2 separate regions of the Homo sapiens genome follow, and region 2 is linked to region 1. A link is a contact called in ENCODE Hi-C data. All regions are on one chromosome and are shown on one strand. The core of a region is the stretch at or near the end of the contact, and the rest is flanking DNA. Distances in the headings are between cores, read along the strand shown.

Region 1 (3,357 bases), core at 283-2,782:
ACACATCAGTTCCCACCTGGTTGATCCCTGCTTTTCAGTGTTTTTTTTTTTTTTTTTTTTTTGAGACAAGAGTCTTGCTCTGTCACCCAGGCTGAAGTGCAGTGGGGAGATCTCGGCTCACTGCAACCTGTGCCTCCCAGGTTCACACGATTCTCCTGCTTCAGCCTCCTGAGTAGCTGGGACTACAGGTGCATGCCACCACACCTGGCTAATTTTTGTATTTTTAGTAGAGATGGGTTTTCACCATGTTGACCAGGATGGTCTCGATCTCCTGACCTCGTGATCCACCTGCCTTGGCCTCCCAAAGTGCTGGGATTACAGGCGTGAGCCACCACGCCCAGCCCTCAGTGGTTTTACAGTAGCTTCCCCCAGGTACACAAGAGTCTCTAAACCAAAACCAGGTATTATATTGGCAATAGGGAGTTCTTGCTCTGCTGTTTCTGGGGCTACTGCCAGTCCAGTCACTAAGTCAGTGGTTGGCTTGGTTTACTTCTTGGTCAGAGGCTGTGTCTCTGTCCTGCTAACTCCTCAGTTTGGGGGCCTTAAATATGCTTCAGGCAGCAGGGGTAGCAGGTTCCTCCCCCTTTCACTGTTAGCAGGGGAGCCACAGCCTAGCATGTATGGTTTCCATCTGTGGGCTCGGCTCCAGTCCGCTATAAATGGCACACTTTTAGTATCCATGACCCACAGCGGGTGAACTTCCTGCCACTTCTGCCTGTTTCTGGGGCTAGTGTACAGCCAGCATATCAAGGGCTGAATGCTCTGTGAGGCTGTTCCATTTCTGATCTGTGGAGTTATTTATCTTGTTTTAGAGCTTGTAAGTATCTTTTCATTGTGTCCATTAGTATTTACATATCAGTGGTTTGTGTTTGGAGCAGAGTGAGTATCATAAGCATGAATTTACATTATTGCTGTGATTAGAGTTCATCTATAAGAACATTAAGCTTTTTTTTTTTGAGACAGAGTCTCCCTGTAGCCCAGGCTGGAGTGCAGCCGCCTGATCTTGGCTCACTGCAACCTCCACCTCCCAGGTCCTGGTTCAAGCAATTCTCCTGCCTCAGCCTCCTGAGTAGCTGGGCTTACAGGCACGTGCCACCATGCCCAGCTAATTTTTGTATTTTTAGTAGAGACGGGGTTTCACCATGTTGGCCAGGCTGGTCTTGAACTCCTGACCTCATGATCTGCCCACCTTGGCCTCCCAAAGTGCTGGGATTACAGGCGTTAGCCACCGCGCCTGGCTCCAGAACATTAAGCTTTTAATGTTTTTCTTTCTTCCATTAAGTTTCTGAGACCAGTTTCCTTAAAGACCAGAGTTCTTTCATTTATTTATTTCATAAGCATTTACTAAGTGCCAGCTATGTGCAGGTACAGTGTAGCAGATGTTATTTTCCAAAGATAACTGTATTAACCTATATCATATCACACATCCTGGTTTTACACTGTGCCAATGACAATCTTCTAGTAAGGGGTGGGGTACTAGGGTGGACCTTCCTGCTTAAATCAATAGAATGAGTCAGAAGTGATGCCGTGTTACTTCCGAAGCTAACTCATAAAAGCCAACATGGCTTCTGTGTCTCCTTCTCACGGGAAGCTGGATCTTGAAACCCAGCTACCATATTATGAGGAAGCCCAAGTCACACGTAGAGGCCATGTTTACATGTTCTGGCCAACAACCTCATTATGCCCCCAGCTGAAAGCCAGCATCAACTGTCAAGCAGGTGAATGAAGAAAAGTTCCAGCTCTCAGCCTTTGCGTCTTCCAACTGAAGCCCCAGGCATCGCGTGGGAGAGTCAAACCATGCTATCCCCTGTGTGAATTCCTGACATGCAAAAACTGAGAGTGACAATAAATAATTATTGCTGTTGTAAGCCAGTACATTTTGGAGGTATTTTATTATGCAGCAATAGATAACTATATACACAGGGATAGCCATCAGGGATACAACAGTGAATAAGACAGATGTCTCTGACCTCATGGAACTTGTAATTTAATGGAGAAGACAGAAGAATTGAATAAGTAATTTGAGCTGTGATGAACATTTGAGGAATAAATAGAGTGCTCTTCAAGTATCTAGCAGGAAAATTTAGGCCAGTTTGGCAGTTGAGGGTACTCTAACCTCTTATTGTGAAATGATCGCTATTTCCCACAATTCCTTCTTCCTAGCATGGTGGTTGCTCAAAAATATTGCATAACCTATTGTGGTTTGTTAAAATTAGTTTCTTTGTAGCAGTCTTCTTTCTTGTTTCCTCTATGTTTTGAGAGATGAAATTATCAAGAAAGCAGGTCAAGAAATCCTAAAAGCCTTCATATAGACTTTAAACCAAATGGAAAATTAGGCTGGGTACAGTGGCTCACACTTGTAATCCCAGTACTTTGGGAGGCTTGATTTAGCCCAGGAGTTCGAGATTAGCCTAGGCAACATGGCGAAATCCCGTCTCTACACAAAATAAAAAAATTAGCCAAGCGTGGTGGTCCCAGCTACTTGGGAGGTTGAGGTGGGAGGATTGCTTAAACCTGGGAGGTAGAGGCTGCAGTGAGCCATGATGACACCACTGCATTCCAACCTGGGTGAAACAGTGAGTTCCTGTCTCAAAAACAAAAAGTAGAAATTTAACTATTATGGTTCATTAATTTCTTTCTCTCCATGTTGCCTTTACTAACGTGTATACCTGCATCCCATTGATGGGCGAGAGCTCTGTTCTAATGCTGTCTGGCTTATAAAAAGGGAGAAATATTGAAATTTTCTTCCCAACAATATTTAAGAAAGGGTGGTACAATATCCTTTCTTATTGTACCAGTTGATAGATAGTCTGTTCAGATGATACATCATGACACAGGGTCTTCACTACAGAATGTAGCAGATCTTCCAGGAGTTGTATACTAATTAGCGTTTGGCAGACAAACTACAGGAAGCTCAGTTAAATTTGAATTTAAGATAAATGACAGGTAATTTTACAGTATAAATTTGTTAGGTATGTTATTTATTATCTATCTGAAATTCAAATTTAACTGGGCATCCTGCATTTTTACTTGCTAAACCTGGCAACTTTAATATAGTCCTCAGAACATGAAATAATTAGAAAAGAAAACAAAACACCAACAGTGTGAGGGCAAGGAAGGGACTAAAATTAACTGAGGTTTGATAAGTGCCAGAATATGGAAGTGACTCAGAGAATCCTTTTTTCCCCCCTAGGATTTACTAATTTCCTTTTCTCCACACCCCGGTAAACTGAAAAAATCTGTTTTCACCATGCCTGAGAATTCACGTCATCAAATTGATGTGGTTAGTTCTGCCCCTTTGCTTTATCCACTTGTACAAACTTTTGGTTTCTCATAGAATGAGCAAAGCAATTCACC
Region 2 (3,357 bases), core at 317-2,816, 340 kb after region 1:
CACAGAGGCAGTCAGTTATGTATGCGTGTCCTTCTATGAATATACAAAGGTATGTGAACATATCCTTTCTGTCATTTGGATGGTAGCATGCTGTACATACTACGTTGCAGTCTGCTTTTTAAAATATATATATATATATATCTTGGAGATTGTACCATATCAGTCCATATAGATTCACTAGTTGGTTATAACAGTTGTTTAATCATCCTTACTGATGGATCTGAGTTTACTTTCTGTCTTACTACAATTAATGATGAATATCTTTGTACATACATTGAAGACTACTGTTCTAATAGTCGTGTCTGTCAAATGATGAAAGATGATGATGGGTTTCTCACATCCTGATAATACCTGATAGCTTTCAAAGCACTTCCTATATGTTTTTTGTTTTGGAATGATCTACTTTCAGGAATGGTTAGCGACCCACTACTGGAGGTGGTCAACCACTGCGTGCATTTACAAGGTTGCTATGAAGAGAGGATCAGTCCCTGAATGGTGCCTTCTGGCTAGGGAGTGGAGGGGACGGGCTGTCCTTTCCTACTTTCCTGTCTAGTAGATCTTCCCGTAATAAAGGCATTTTTTAAGCAGCCTGTTTTCTTACTATCTTGAAGACATGGGAAAGGAGGGAAATCCATTGTGTTCTGATTGTTTTCCATGTTTAGTGCTTTATGCCTGTTTTTAATTGGACTTTTGTGGTTGAGATTTTCATTTACCCCTTTCTTGGAGTACCTTCCAACTCTATATTAATTAATAAATTATGTCATGGATATGTGGGCTGGCTCTCCTAGGTATGTGTAGCACCTGGAACATTTTTAGTGATTGTTAAGAGGTATGTCAGTGAAGTTTATAGATTGAAACCTTTTGTTCTTCGATTTTAAAATTAATTTCATTTTCTTCCCCTCAGCTTAGAAGCAATGGCTACTCAATTTCTTTGTATGTATAATTTTAGAACAAAGGACTTTCTTAATATGTTATATGCTATTCAGAGTTTACTTCAGGGATGTGATTAAAAGGGAATGGAAGCCAAAGGAACTCAGGAAATGGAACCCTGCTAAACATTACCTGTGTCTTCTGTGTTTTGTTTTGTTTTGTTTGAAATGTGTGTGTGTGTGTGTGTGTGTGTGTGGTGTGTGTGTATAATCCAGCATACTATCCTTAATAGAATTGATCATTCCTTTTTTTCTGGATCTGTAGCATCATCAGATGTGTGCATTCATTTAGGACTTCGAAGAACATCATCTGCAATAATATACGTAGTTTTGTCCTCCCTATCTTTAATTGTTCCATATTCACTGTGTTAATTTTTCTCATCAAAACAACAAGGACAGGTTCTTAGGAGAGTATGGAGGATCTCCTCTGAAGGGTTACAGAGCAGGGAAGATGCATGTGTGTTTCATGGCTCCCTACCCACCCCGTGTGGCCCTAGTACATCCCATCCTGCGTGTATCTACTTTCTTGTCTGATTTCTGTGGCTTCTTCAGACAAGAAGCACACTACACAGTGACTGGGTCAGAAGTCCAGGGCTGCAGGACTCTGCCCAGGCATGTCTGTTTTCCCCAAAGTATCCTAGAACTGCACTTTCTATCAACTTATGTTTCCCTGTGAAGAAAACCTTGTCTCAGCGAGGTGTGGCTGTTCTCAGAGTACTGTGTGTATATGCACGTGGGTGGGTGTGGGTGTGCATATATGTGTAATGGGGACGAACGAGTATTCCTGTACCTTCTTGTTGAGTAGAAGAAAAACATCAAGTTCAAAGTATCACCAGCAGAGCATTCCAAATATGCTTTCCGGGAGTTTACAATTTAAAGCAGCCTTAAAAATCTATAACCTTGTGTATTAGTCAGCTCAGGCTGCCATAACAAAGTGCCATAGACTGAGTGACTTAAACAATAGAAATGTATTTCTCACAGTTCCAGAGGCTAAGAAATCCAAAATCACTGTGCCAGCCTGGTTGGTTTCTGGTGCAGCCTCTCTTCCTGGCTTGCAGATGGCAGCCTTCTCGCCGTGTCCTCTTATGGCAGAGAAAGTTTGTGAACTGTCTGGTTTCCGGTCTTATAAAGACACTAATCCCATTGAACCAGGGCCCTACCCTCATAACATTATCTAATGTTAATTACATCCCAGAGATACTATCTCTAAATATTATCACACTGAGGATTAGGATTTTAACATTTGAATTTTGGGGTGACACAAACATTCATTTCATAACACCTCCCTTGAGTTAGCCTTGTGGGGGTTGCCCTGGTACAGGTTACCATTTACTTCTGATAAGACTCTAATTTACTTTTGGCAAAAACTGACTAACCACATATAAATAAGTGATTTTATTTACCTTTTCCCCCATTTGGTGCATACAATTTACCATGTAGTCCAAGCCTTTAGGCCTCACAAGACTTCAGCTCAGGACCAGGTAGGCTGCCAGTTCGTCCCCCATATCCAAACAGCCCCGGGAGAGAGAAGGGAGAGAATTTTTAAAATGACAATCCTGGGATGTCCTACGGTTTAGAGCACTGGGAGGTGTACTTGTAGTCATTAAAAAGCAACTGCAGTGACCCAGCATAGTGCTAGTAATCTGGCTCCCAGGCCGTTGAGCGCAGCAGGGAGCAAGACTTCAGGATCACACTGCGTGTGGCTTTAATGTGCACAGACTGACTTCATGCTGGGACCACAGCATCCCTAATCTTTCCTTGCTGTTTTTAGACTTTTAATTCAGCTTAGGTCTAGATGTTGGATTGACATGATATTGTCCTTTCTGTTTGATTTATCAATTCGTCGTTTGATAGTATACTGTCAAGAAATCAGTGACAGCTTTGTATTGCCAGTGAAAAGTCCTGATAGCTTAAAGCATTCAATAGTACAGGTTGGTACATGACCTTTGAGTTTTCAAACCTTGGATATAATCCATGAGAAAACAAAAAATAAAGACAAGATTGATAAATAGGATTTATAAGGGTTGACAGAATTAGGAGGATGAAGGGCAAGATAAAGATTAACCATACATTCCCTAAATATACAGGTATTCAGGTGAAAAACAACAAAAAAAAAGTTATTGAGGGATGAGATCCCTTGCTTTTGATTAGAATGGTACCTTCCAGCCAATTCAAATAAAATCGCTCAAGCTAGTTTATCTGTCTGTGAAGCACATTTCTCTGAATAGTTTTAATTTTCCTCTTAGTCTTCATAACAAAATCATAAATGTAGCTTTCTGTAGGACTGTGTTCTAAACCTTTGGGAAGGCCACTCATTCACTAATTAAACAAAGGTGATATAGCAATGAACAGAGCACACAAAAATACCTGTCCTCGTGGAGATTCCATTCTTATGGAGGCAGGCAATATATGTATATATATATAAAAG

The links. Hi-C counts contacts between places; a loop is a spot of excess contacts on that map. Pooled maps may share reads with other maps.
Region 2: a pooled map of heart left ventricle shows a loop between it and region 1 (2.1-fold over the local background). The contact joins two enhancer-like sites. A Hi-C loop is called at or near these places in 1 of 50 pooled maps.

The regions. Positions count from the first base shown.
Region 1 is chr2:27,829,324-27,832,680 of GRCh38, forward strand. All of the region lies in intron 6 of RBKS (ribokinase), which reads right to left. Among named protein-coding and RNA genes, the nearest start is that of MRPL33, 59 kb to the left of the region's middle. Within about 2 kb of position 1,533, at least 2 of the 41 ENCODE cell types and tissues checked have a DNase peak (open chromatin) inside an H3K27ac peak, as active enhancers do.
Region 2 is chr2:28,170,990-28,174,346 of GRCh38, forward strand. The region is part of intron 7 of BABAM2 (BRISC and BRCA1 A complex member 2); the gene reads left to right. The region is part of intron 1 of LOC100505736 (a long non-coding RNA gene); the gene reads right to left. Among named protein-coding and RNA genes, the nearest start is that of BABAM2-AS2, 140 kb to the right of the region's middle. Within about 2 kb of position 1,567, at least 2 of the 41 ENCODE cell types and tissues checked have a DNase peak (open chromatin) inside an H3K27ac peak, as active enhancers do.